2 separate regions of the Homo sapiens genome follow, and region 2 is linked to region 1. Evidence: chromatin contacts called from ENCODE Hi-C or POLR2A ChIA-PET data. All regions are on one chromosome and are shown on one strand. The core of a region is the stretch at or near the end of the contact, and the rest is flanking DNA. Distances in the headings are between cores, read along the strand shown. Region 1 overlaps DGKD (diacylglycerol kinase delta). Region 2 holds the start of USP40 (ubiquitin specific peptidase 40).

Evidence for each region. A loop is a pair of places that touch in the nucleus more often than their neighbours do. ChIA-PET counts read pairs that join two places held with the same protein, here RNA polymerase II (POLR2A). Pooled maps may share reads with other maps.
Region 2: a map of naive thymus-derived CD4-positive, alpha-beta T cell shows a loop between it and region 1 (2.1-fold over the local background). The contact joins the promoter of USP40 here to the enhancer-like site in region 1. A Hi-C loop is called at or near these places in 1 of 168 maps with a recorded cell type or tissue (naive thymus-derived CD4-positive, alpha-beta T cell) and 8 of 50 pooled maps. POLR2A ChIA-PET finds 5 or more read pairs at or near these places in 2 of 52 experiments (A549 and PC-9).

What each region holds. Positions count from the first base shown.
Region 1 is chr2:233,419,702-233,426,174 of GRCh38, forward strand. All of the region lies in intron 3 of DGKD (diacylglycerol kinase delta), which reads left to right. Among named protein-coding and RNA genes, the nearest start is that of DGKD, 68 kb to the left of the region's middle. RefSeq lists an enhancer at 2,487-2,636. Within about 2 kb of position 2,495, at least 20 of the 41 ENCODE cell types and tissues checked have a DNase peak (open chromatin) inside an H3K27ac peak, as active enhancers do; they include PC-9, where a contact is called at or near this core.
Region 2 is chr2:233,563,576-233,569,936 of GRCh38, forward strand. USP40 (ubiquitin specific peptidase 40) reads right to left here and starts at 3,207. Exons shown (of 32, transcript NM_001365479.2): 1 at 3,109-3,207; 2 at 1,781-1,998. The coding sequence starts at 1,979.

The sequences.
Region 1 (6,473 bases), core at 1,245-3,744:
GTCTGAGCTTTGTCACGGGAAAATTTCCCTCCAGTCCCCCAAAGCAAGCACTACAGAGCCCAGATTTGTTCTGCTTTGGGTGTGGGTGGATTTTCACCTTGTCTGTCGACGGTGCAGGACCTGTCCCTGTGTGCTTTGAGGTTTCTAGGGTGTGATGTTGGTTTGTGGTTTGTGGAGGGGTGTGTGTTGGGAGGGAAGGTGTTTTTGCTGTTCTCCTCTAAAAGCTCCCTTCTGAGTGGTCCCGCCAGGACCTCCCTTTCCTCCCTTCATGAAGCATCCACCTTGTTTTCAGACACTCGAGCTATTTGGGATTCAGGAATTGACTCTGGGATGAGAAATTTGAGAGACAAATTAGGAACAGTTGTGTCTGCCATGAGACGCGTGGCAGTCGGCAGGGGCCTGGTGGGGTGTATAAAAGCCCTGGGAACCCTGCATAAAGGGGTTGGGATGGTAAAGGAGTGAATTCCAGGCTCAGGCGCTCAGGAGATTCCCCTCCCCCAGTTCCCTCAGCAGAGTCTGGCTACTGGCATGGTTTCAGGCTGACCTGTTAACCTTCCGTATGGCTAAACTACAAATATAGGGCATGGCTATATTGTGTGTGTCTCTAGTTCTGGCTTGGGCATGTTAGCATATTTTTGTGCCAAAACATTTAAAACATTCAAAAAGTAACACATGAACCCAGCTATGACTGCTTCCAGCCTGAGAAATAAACATAATAGATATAACAGAGGCACTTGGAATTCTCTTTCCTATCCTCGTTTCTTCCTGCTCCCCCTTCCCTGGGGGCATCCTAACTTTGGTGTTTGTCATTTGTTTTCATGTTTATATACTTTTTTGATAAGTGTGTGTAGGCATAAACAGTATATAGCATTGTTGAACTGGTTCTGAAATGTCGAATAAATGTTATCAGACTGGACAGCCACAGCATTACGCTTCCTGGATTTATCCCTGTGGCTACATCTAGCTTTAGTTAAATGGTTCAAGGTTTAATACAACTGATTCCTGATTCCTGGAGTTAAATCAGAATTTCTGGGGAACGAGGCATGAACCGCAGAGCTCCTGACAGGCGCGGCCTGAGTTGAGGCCCACGATGCTGGTTTTCGTGGCCTCTGTAGTGTTCCAGTACCTAAGACGTCCTGTTGTGGACGTACACTTTCCCAGATTCCCTGTGATCAGTAGTGCTGCTGTGAATATGCTTATCTTCGTCTTCTTGGCACATGGGCAAGAGTTTCTCTAGAATGTGTTTCTAAGGATAGAATTGCCAGGTGTGTGCATCTTCAGCTTGACTGGTGATCGTCAAATTACCTCCAGAACTATCAGCAGCAGTGGTCACGTATGAGTGATCTCATTTCTATAGTGTCTTTAAGTTTTTCTTTTTTAACATACCAAACTGAGGGCAAGATGAAGACCTCATGAGTGAGATAAGACATTGGACATTGCTGAGACTTTAATCGACACCGTGCCCTCAGCATGTCCACACGGACCTGCTGGCCCTGCCGCCACCCCAGCTGTAAAGCTTGCTTCCACCCACAGTGTCCCCTTCCTGGGATGGGAGCAGCACCCAGCCAGCTGCTCGGAGGTCACTGTGGACTCCTCTCTGTCTCACCCTGTCCCGTCTGCTGTCCTCAGAGCACATCCAGAGCCTGCCCACTCTCCTCACCATCATCTCGTGATGGGGTTACTGAGGAGCCTCCCAAAAGGTTTCCTGCCTTCTTTCCTGCATCTTACTGTCAGCTTTCAATAAAGCAACCAGAATGATGCTTTCAAAACTTGAGCTTGCATGGCTTCTTATTTTACGTGGAGTAAAAGCCAAAGTTCTTACACCTGCATGGCCCTCTGTGGTCCTGATGCTTGCAGGTTGGCCCCTGGCCCCCTTCCTGATGCCAGCCCCAGCCACGCACCACGCGCCTGCTTCTGCTCAGCCCTTCCCACCTCCTTCCTTGCTTCCTTCCAGTCTCTGGCTCCTTCCTCGCCTCCTCCCCGTTTTTGCTGTGGAGTCCCCTGGCCCCCAGACCTCTCTTTTCTGGTCTCCCGTTTTTCCATAGGGCTTGTCACCAGCTACTACTCTCCATGCTGTGTAATTCACTTCTTTAATAAGTCTTTAATTTACTGCCTGCATTCAAATGTAACTTCCGCAGGAGCAGGAATCTTTTCTGTTTGCTCAAGTGAAAGACTGCCTGAATTTATTTCTGAGGAAGAAAGAAAGAATTTGGAGCCCAATGATGAAGATAGCACAGGAGAGAGGAGGTGAAGTTGAGGGAGCAGTTTCTGACTTGGGAGGTTGGGGGGATGGGACAATTACTGGTCTCTGGGAGGCAGTGGCAGAAGGACCTTGAGGCCCCCTAAGTGTGTAGTAGGACCCCCGAGGGGCATGGCCAGTGGGCTGTGGGGCTGCAGAGGCAGCTTCTTTTGGGGCCTTGTCTTGGCACCATCTCGGCCACTCCCAGAGCATACATTGGTATTGCCGTAGTGGGTGCTGGGCTGGCCCGCCCCACCCAGGAAGTGCACTACTGTTTGAGGGCAGGAGCCTGCGATTCTGACATCCTCTCTTCATGGCTGAGCTCCTCAGGTTACATAGCTCCACTGATTCCTCAAGCACTGTTGTGTTTAGAAATGAAACCTTCCATTTCCAGGGCCCTGCCTTGTGCAGGCTCAAGTACCCAGGCCACGTGTCAGAGCCCATAGCAAAATGAGCAGCTCAACCGGAGGGCGTGGTCCATGACACTCCTGCGTGTGCTTGGACTCAGGCGCAGGGACAGGCGGGGCAGCTGGCATTTCTACCCACCCCTCCTGACATAGAGGACCTGGTCCTTTTCTTTGAGAATGTGTACCAAAGGTGTGTCGGCTGTGTCCACATAATATTTTCTTGGCGTCAGATGTTTCATGGGTTGCACTAACTACAAATACAGGACTTTAGATAAGATTACACTTTTAACTTGCGCTGCCCACATACGCCCTTGTCCTTAAGAAACACAGCATTGTTCTGGAGTTACTCCTTGGTTTTCCCAGTTTAAACTTAAATATTGTTGATGGTGGTTACTTATTTTTAATTAAAGCTTTTATTTTGAGATTCTTTGTACCCTTTACCCAGTTGCATGCAGTGGTAACCTCTTGCACAACTCCAGTACAATGTCACACCCAGGATACTAACCTCGTTACAGTGGAGATGGGTAGCCTCCAAGCCGCAGAGATTTTCCTTGTGCCCTTTTACAGCCTCACACATGTCCCTCTGTAACCCCTGGCAAACACTCATCTGGTCTCCATTTCTATAATTTGGTCTTTTCAAGATGTGATATAAATGGAATCTTATAGTATGTAACCTTTGGGGTTGGATTTTTCACTCAGCGTAATTCCCTGGAGCCTCATTGAGGTTGATGAGTCTTATCAGTGGTTGTTCCTTTTTATTACTGAGTAGTATTCCACGGGTGTACCACAGTTTGTTAATCATTTACCCCCTGAAGGGCATCCGAATAGTTTCCAGCTTTTGGTGATCATGAATAAAGCTGCTGTAAACATTCCTGGGTAGGTTTCGGTGCAAACATGAATCTCCATTTCTCTGGGATAAATGCTGAAGAGTGTAATTGCTGGGTCATATGCTAGTCACATGCTTGGTTTTTTAAGAAACTGCCAAACCGTTTTGCAGAGTGGCCGTAATGTTTTACATCCCACCCAACAGTAAGATCCACTTTCTCCATATTCTCTCCAGCAGGTGGTGTTGGCACTAGTTTCTGTTGTAGCCATCGTGATAGGTGCGTAGGGCTCTCTGGTTGTGGTTTCAGTGTGTTTCTCTGATGGCTAAGGATGTTGAGTATCTTCTGTGTGCTTATTTGCCGCTTGCATATCCTCTTGTGCTGTCGGGGGTGAGGACTCATTTCCAGGTGGTATAGGAGACATCCCGGCTCTCAGCTTGGCCTCCTCTGGATACTCTGTTAGGTGAGTGCTGGAGTGCCTAGCTGCGGCCTGGGAGTGGGGTGGGCATGGTTTTTTCTTGTGGCGCTGGCTGGAGTAAGGTGGGTGTTACTGCCGTTGTCAGTTTCTGTCTTGTCTGACTGCCCCCTTCCTGGATCCTTGGCCTGGAAGAGCAGGCTTTTGTTGGGGCTTTCCACCCACCCCCCCAGTATCCATCACTGTTTTCGGCTGCTGCTTCTTTAGCTCCAAGTCTAGGGTATACCAGGTAAAAAGAAAACCCAGAGGGCCACCACAGTGTCATCCCTTTGGACAAGACCCTTGTCAGGCTGCCATCTTCTCTCTACCTTTCAGGGTCTTTTTGTGTTGATTTTCTGATGCCCATGGTTTTCAGTTCTCAGTGAGAGGAGTGGGGAAAAGTACCTCCCTGTCATCTGAATTTGGACCCGTGAAAAGTGAAGAGGGGGTCCATTCAGAATGTTGTGCCTCTACCCATCCCTGCTCGCTCGTCATGACCGTTGGACCGTTGTGGTCCCCGGGCCTCACATTAATTACTCTTAGGCCCTTTTGGTTTGGCCTGTGGTTTCAGCGTGACACAGTTTGCTGGACTTTGATCTTTTTTGTCATTTAAAGTGTCATTTATGAATGAGATCCACGTCCAGATCCCTGCATGTCCAAATTCATGGTTAGAAATGGTTGGACAGGACATAGCCATTTGGGTGCTGTGATTCAGCCTGATGTCAATCAGTGAACTGCCTTTGTCATTATCCTCCAGATCTTATTTCTCCACCTTCTATTTTGAACTCTTGGGAAACCTGGTCAGAGTGGGAGGGACAACTAGTCAGATGACTTAATGAGATGTTGGTATCGTCCTTGTGCTGATCCTCCAAGCCAGTCACCCTGCCAAAACGGAAATGAAATGTGCCAGACACCGCTTGTACTGAGTGAGCTTGGGAGAGCTCGTGGTGAGTGCCAGTTGCTTCCCTGCCTCCGGCCCACTGGCCCTGGTGTGAGGCACCACCCAGATGAGGAGAGGCTGCGGGATGGAGGTCCAGGGCTCCGCCTGGAGCCCCCCTGCCTGGTGTCCTGGCCACATCAGCTCATTTGCTGTGGGACTGTGAGCAGGCCCCTCAGCCGGGTTCGTCAGGTTGTGGAGAAGCTGAATGGAGCAGATAACCTGGAAAACACGCGGTGGATTGCCGAGACCTTCTTTGTGCCTCGCCCATATTAGCCAAACTGTCCCTTGTTCTATCAGCTGCCATGTGTGTGTAAGCCAGAGTCCACCCTCTTTTCCATTTGAGAAATCACGTCTGCATGTCTCCAGTATGTCTCCTTTTTCACCATGATTTCTCAGAGATCACTCCCTGCGGTTTAATAACCCCCTGGGCTAATTCTTCCCAGGACATGGGAGGACATTTTGTCTGGCTTGGCAACTCATTTAGAGTAGCAAGGTATTTTCTCATTTCTCTTGGAAAATCATGTACTTGAATCAAGAATAGAAGCCAAAATTGTTCTTTCAAATAGAATTTTAAAGCTTTTTTTTTTAATCCTTAACATATAAACGTAAGACTTTATTTTTATTTATTTATTTATTTTTAAGATGGAGTCACACCCTGTCGCCCAGGCTGGAGTGCAGTGGCGTAATCTTGGCTCACTGCAAATTCCACCTGCCGGGTTCACGCCATTCTCCTGCCTCAGCCTCCTGAGTAGCTGGGACCACAGGCGCCCGCCACCACGCCTGGCTAATTTTTTTGTATTTTTAATAGAGACAGGGTTTCACTGTGTTAGCCAGGATGGTCTCGATCTCCTGACCTCGTGATTTGCCCGCCTCAGCCTCCCAAAGTGCTGGGATTACAGGTGTGAGCCACTGTGCCCGGCCGACTTTATTCTTTTTTAATAGCTCATTTTTGGATTGGCAACACATGCAAGTGGTACAGAAATCTTAAGGCTAAAAAGATATAAAGTGTTTCCCAGCCACTCAGAGGTCCTCTCAGTTAGAGGTGACTAATATTAGTGTTTTCTCTGTACCCATACTCTTCCTGCAATTGGCTTTTATCTATTAACAGTGTGTCTTAGAGGTTGTTCCATATAAGAACATGTAGAGTAGCTTCAGGGGTTTTAGTGGCTGCATAGTTTTCTGTTATATGAATGTACTGTCATTACTGTAGCCAGTCTCTACCAGCCTTATATTGATCACTATTTGTTTGGTTTCAAATATTTTGTCTTTATAGTGAATGCCGCCACAAATAACCTTGTATATACAGTATGTGATTTCTCATGAAGATACAGGAGAGGATAAATTTATAGAAGCATGGTTGTTGAGACACAGGTGTATATTTTCAAGTCTGACAGATTTTACCAAATGGTTTCCATAGAGGTTGTATTAATTTTTGCCCCAGTGTATGAGAATCAGTAGACCATATTATAAAACATTTGATCTCTGTGAATCTGGTAGGTTAAAAAATGGGATCTCCTAATTTTAACTTGCATTTGCCTTATAAGACAGCGTTTTTTCATAAACGTTGAAAATCCATTTCTAACACTGTTTTAACATAGTGCTGCCAGAC
Region 2 (6,361 bases), core at 1,957-4,456, 140 kb after region 1:
TTAAAGCATAAAACCATACAAAAACTTTTATAATAATCTCCCAGTACTCTCAGCTACATTGTAATGGAGTACAATGGAACCCAATGTAGCCCTATTATTTAAAATACTATTCCAAAATTTCCCCCGCCAGTTCTCTGACAGTCCTTATTCTTTCCAAATTATACCTCCCTGTCAGTCACCATCAGGATTCAGGCTAAGCTATACAAGCAGTGCACATTGTGCACTAAGATGTCAAATCATATGCTTGGCCAGCAATCCCCTCTGCTGGAGAGGAAGTTGGCCTGGGACTCTCAGTACTACTCTTGCCTAATGGTACGCTCCATGACCCGCCCTACACTTCACCATCTTCCTCAGTCCCTTTGAGGCTACGTTTCTACTTCGAGTTGTCCTTTAACTTCAACTATATTAAAACCTGGAAAAGTGTTATCCCTATTAGAAATGTACTTATTAGTGCTGGCAATTTTTACTGGTGGAATTACTGATTGCATCAGGGAGATATTTTTATGGAGGGGATCGAGTCAAGGCTAAGAGGTACCACTTAAATCCCACATGCAATCCAACCCATTAAATTGCTCCTAGGAAGGTAACAGCGGTAAATATTTACTAAATCTCTGGAGGCAGCAAGTCTTTCTAAGCTTAGAAGCAACAGAAGAACCACAAAGATTTGATAAATGTGGTGGCAGTAGGGAAGAGGAACATGGCAAACCAGATAGGATGAGTCAGGCTGTCTGTCCTCCTAATATGGAGACACTGTGGAGAGCTGAGCTACAAAGCCATGTAGTGCTGGGGACCCCAGTCAGGGCCAGGTGAAGGCAAAGTAATGTTCACACTGAGCTCACGGGAACACAGCTCCTAGGACCCTTGTGGAGGAAGCTGGTTTGCAGAGATGGGGTATGGGAGAAATATATAGAGAGAAACAGGGGCAAGAAATCAAGGGTCCAGTAAGGTCAGGCTGGCTTCCTGCAGTTGATTTCTGAGATCCCCTATATTCTTACAATAACCCCCCTTTTAAATTTAGCTAATTTGGGTGGTGGGTCTGTTTCTTGCACACAATCCCTTACCTAAAATCTCTGGGTCTTTGGAATTCAGAATTTCCAGAGTTTATAAAGATAATATGAAAAAAGTGTTTTTTATATATATATAAAATGTTACATTCCCAGCAGGGTCTGGGCCAGCTTCCATTAATCAAGCAGATTAATATTCCTGTAATGAATGTATGAACATTCACCCACATGAGATAACTAAAAACTGTAAATAGCCTCACACCAGGTCTGGTTCTGAAGCCAAACAAGCTCAGGTGAGATCAGATGAGGGTGTGAGCTTTCCAGATTTCAGAAATGCGTATGAACAACTGTGCACCCATATAAATAATATGACACCCTTCCCCACTCCAAAAGGTAGATATAATTGGTTGGATAACTCTGGCTTAAGTGTTTGTTATTCTAGAGAAATCTTAAAACTCAAACAGTGTAACAATAATGAAGACTGATACTTATGACAATTGTCTTTACGTTGTACTTTAAATTACAGGAATTAAAAAAGAAATATATTGCTTTATTTTTTTACTAAACATTATTGTCATCACCCAGGATATATTTAAGATTAAGCTTCACATTTCTCTGCAGAGGGAATTACCAATTTATATCTTATATGTGCAACAATAAACACATACTGTAGAATATATCTTTAAGATAATTGGTCTATTTGTGATTTTGCATAATTAATTACATGTAAAGAAGATGGTACATATTGCTAGTTAAATGTACGTAACATAGCATACCTCTGAATTCAGGTGTGAAATGAAGAGTCTGAAGAAGGGAATTGAGGTAACAGGTTCCACCCTGATTTCTGATTCCGCTTAAATTGGTGAATTCTCTAGGAGCAGGTGGCTCCAAAGCTTTAGTCTTTAATTTCTTCCCTTTTCCATACTGATTATTAGACACAGTGGAATACTCCTCTTCAAACAGGTCCCCAAACATTGTGAAACTAAATACTACCCTTAAAAAAAGTGACATATAAATGCTTTTATTTTTAAAATAAATTTTCCCCAAATCCCCCTACCTTACACTTGGGAGTCGATTCTGTTGTTTCTTAGAACACAGGACTACTGTTTCTATGTACAGTAGTTGGGTTTTGGAGGCAGCAAGATCTAGATTTTTTTCATCCCTATCAGGACCCTAACTACCTGTGTGACCCTGGATATGTTAATCTGTTTTCTTATGTGTAAAATAGGATACCATCTGTCTCTTCGGGTCATTTAAACTATCCAATGACATAACGAAAGAAGGGCAGTTAGTGTACAGGGTTTGGCCCACAATAAGTAACAGCTGTTTTTAAAAAGGCACGTTCACATCACTAATTTTTTTAAAAAAGAAAACCTGTTGCCACAACTAATCCACTGCTGGGACGGCAAAGCCAACCCTAAATTCTGAGAATCAACTCTCTAAAATCTCTGCTTGTCACACCCTTCAGTACTATATACCAGATTATGACATTTAAATTAAACAGATCAAGTTAACTTTTTTTAGAGCACTTTAGTACAGTCCCGAAGCTGTTGGGCCGGAAGTCAGTTCACTGGGGAGGGAGGGGGGAAGGGGAGCGGAGGGCGGGGAAGACTGCCACTAAAATTATCAAGCCTAAAGGCCTTCCAGTATGTATCCACTAATCCCATCGTTAGCCCTGGGGGCCTAGGTGACTTCCCCAAGGTTTCACATCGAGTGTGGCGGAGGGTCACTTGGAGATGAGAAACGTAAAGCGCCTAGCATAGGTACCAAATGACAGGAAGCGCTGAAATGCAATTATTTTTCTTTTCCTCAGAAGAAAACTAAAAAAACACAACTCGAGAGTCTAGCCTCGAGCTCGTTGTCTGCATTCCTGAATTCCCAACTCCTACGGCCGGCCGAGGCCCTCCAAGCCACCACAGGCCCAGGGGCGCAAAAAGGCAGAGGTCCCCGTGGCCCGAAACCACTGCCCCGACTCCAGGAGAGCGCCGCGTCCTCAGGCAGGCCTGGGCAGCCTCTCGCCTCGCCCTCCTCAGACTGGGCCACCAACACTGTCCCTACGCTTCCCACGTCCCTCCCAGGATCCCCGGGCGCCAGCCGCACTTACTGCCTAAAGCCCAGACCCCCGCCCTGGCCAAAACGCGAAGCGAACGAACCCGCCCCAACTGGGCGCCGCCATGTTGGCGAGGGCGGGTCTCCAGAAAGTGATTTATGGATCGTGGACTATGCTTCCCAGGATGCCCCGCTGGAGCGCCGGCCCCTCGCACGGGGCCTTATGGGAAATGTAACTCTTCTGCTCCAAGAGTTTGGGAACTGGAGCGGGAGCGGGAGCGGGCAAGGTGAGCTCGCTTACAAGTCCGCTGGTGAGTTCGCGGGTCCACTCGGCCAGCGGACCACTCATTCGTTCACATTTATAAGATTATAGCTATATGATCTTATATAAGATTATAGCTATATGATCTTATATAAGATTATAGCTATATGATCTTATATAAGATTATAGCTATATGATCCTTATATAAGATTATAGCTATATGATCTTATATAAGATTATAGCTATATGATCTTATATAAGATTATAGCTATATGATCTTATATAAGATTATAGCTATATGATCTTATATAAGATTATAGCTATATGATCTTATATAAGATTATAGCTATATGATCTTATATAAGAGTATAGCTATATGATCTTATATAAGAGTATAGCTATATGATCTTATATAAGAGTATAGCTATATTATAGCTATATAACCTTATATAAGATTATAGCTATATAACCTTATATAAGATTATAGCTATATAACCTTATATAAGATTATAGCTATATAACCTTATATAAGATTATAGCTATATAACCTTATATAAGATTATAGCTATATAACCTTATATAAGATTATAGCTATATAACCTTATATAAGATTATAGCTATATAACCTTATATAAGATTATAGCTATATAACCTTATATAAGATTATAGCTATATAACCTTATATAAGATTATAGCTATATAACCTTATATAAGATTATAGCTATATAACCTTATATAAGATTATAGCTATATAACCTTATATAAGATTATAGCTATATAACCTTATATAAGATTATAGCTATATAACCTTATATAAGATTATAGTTATATAACCTTATATAAGATTATAGTTATATAACCTTATATAAGATTATAGTTATATAACCTTATATAAGATTAGTTATATAACCTTATATAAGATTATAGTTATATAACCTTATATAAGATTATAGTTATATAACCTTATATAAGATTATAGTTATATAACCTTATATAAGATTATAGTTATATAACCTTATATAAGATTATAGTTATATAACCTTATATAAGATTATAGTTATATAACCTTATATAAGATTATAGTTATATAACCTTATATAAGATTATAGTTATATAACCTTATATAAGATTATAGTTATATAACCTTATATAAGATTATAGTTATATAACCTTATATAAGATTATAGTTATATAACCTTATATAAGATTATAGTTATATAACCTTATATAAGATTATAGTTATATAACCTTATATAAGATTATAGTTATATAACCTTATATAAGATTATAGTTATATAACCTTATATAAGATTATAGTTATATAACCTTATATAAGATTATAGTTATATAACCTTATATAAGATTATAGTTATATAACCTTATATAAGATTATAGTTATATAACCTTATATAAGATTATAGTTATATAACCTTATATAAGATTATAGTTATATAACCTTATATAAGATTATAGTTATATAACCTTATATAAGATTATAGTTATATAACCTTATATAAGATTATAGTTATATAACCTTATATAAGATTATAGTTATATAACCTTATATAAGATTATAGTTATATAACCTTATATAAGATTATAGTTATATAATCTTATAAATATGAATGAATGAGTGGTCACATTTATAAAGATATAAGATTATATTTATATAATCTTATATCTTTGTCTTTCGTCTGTGAATCAAACTAATGGCATGTCAAAGTATTGTCTGGACAATCCTTTCATTCCATAGCTTCCTCTCCTCCTATCAGATCCCCATGAAATCTCACCTGCATTAGGATGATAGCCTTTTCAGTGGACTCCCGTTTTACACACCCCTTCCTGCACGTCACTATAAGATGCACTATCCATCTAAGGTGCACTTTGAGCTCAAACCTCTCTGCTAAAGAAGCTTCCACGATTTCTCAACATCCACTGTGGAAATTCTTTATTTTGATTCTTAGTTCGCTGATGGTCCCAACATTCTTTTCATACTGTATTTCTCACTACACACCTATTTACCAAAGTGCTTTCAAATGTGCCATCTATAAAGCTGCTAATCCCTGAGCCTTTAAGGGAAAAGATAAACACCAGCTGCAAGTCTTTTTGTTTTATGATAAAAAGCCCTGTACAACGAAAACACTTTTTCTGGTTTGGTTCCATGAAAACCAATGCTCTGTCCCTGAAGTCAGGAAGTACCTTGCCAGTAAGGGACTTCCTTTTAAATTGCTTTTGATATTGGACAATGTCCCTGGCCACCCAGAACCCCATAGATTCTGCAATGAGAGCACCAAAGTGGCCTCCTTGCCCCTAAACACAACATGTCTAATTCAGCCCTTAGATCAAGGGGTCATAAGGAACTTTAAGGCTCATTACGTACGGTTTTCTATGGAAAGGGGTGTCAACACTATGGAAGAGAATCTCAACAGGGAGAATATCGTGAAAGTCCAGAAGGATTACACCATTGAAGAAGCCCATGTTGTTACAGAAAAAGCTGTGAAAGCCATCAAGCCCCAAACAATACATTAGTGCTGAAGAAAACTGCGTCCAGATTCCAGATGTTGTGTGTGAGTTCACAGGATTTACAACAGCCTATCAAGGAAGTCATGGAAGAGATTGTGGATATGGCACCAAAAAAAAAAAAAAGAGGCATAAAGTGTTTGAAGATCTAGATCTTGGGGAAATTCAAGAGTTAATAGATACCACATCTGAGGAATTAACAGAAGATGACTTGATGGAGATGAGTGCTTTTGAATCAGTACCAGAGAATGAGGAAGAAGATATAGAAGAAGCACTGTCAGAAAATGAATTGACATTAGACAATCTTGCAGAAGGGTTCTGATTATTTAAGACTGCTTTTGACTTCTTTTACAACTTGGACCCTTCTATGATACGGGCATTGAAACTAAAGCAAATAGTAGAAGAAGGATTAGTACTGTATGCAAGCATTTTTATTTATTTATTTATTTTTATTTTATTTTTTTGAGACAGAGTCTTGCACTGTCACCTGGGCTGGAGTGCAGTGGTGCGATCTTGGCTTACTGCA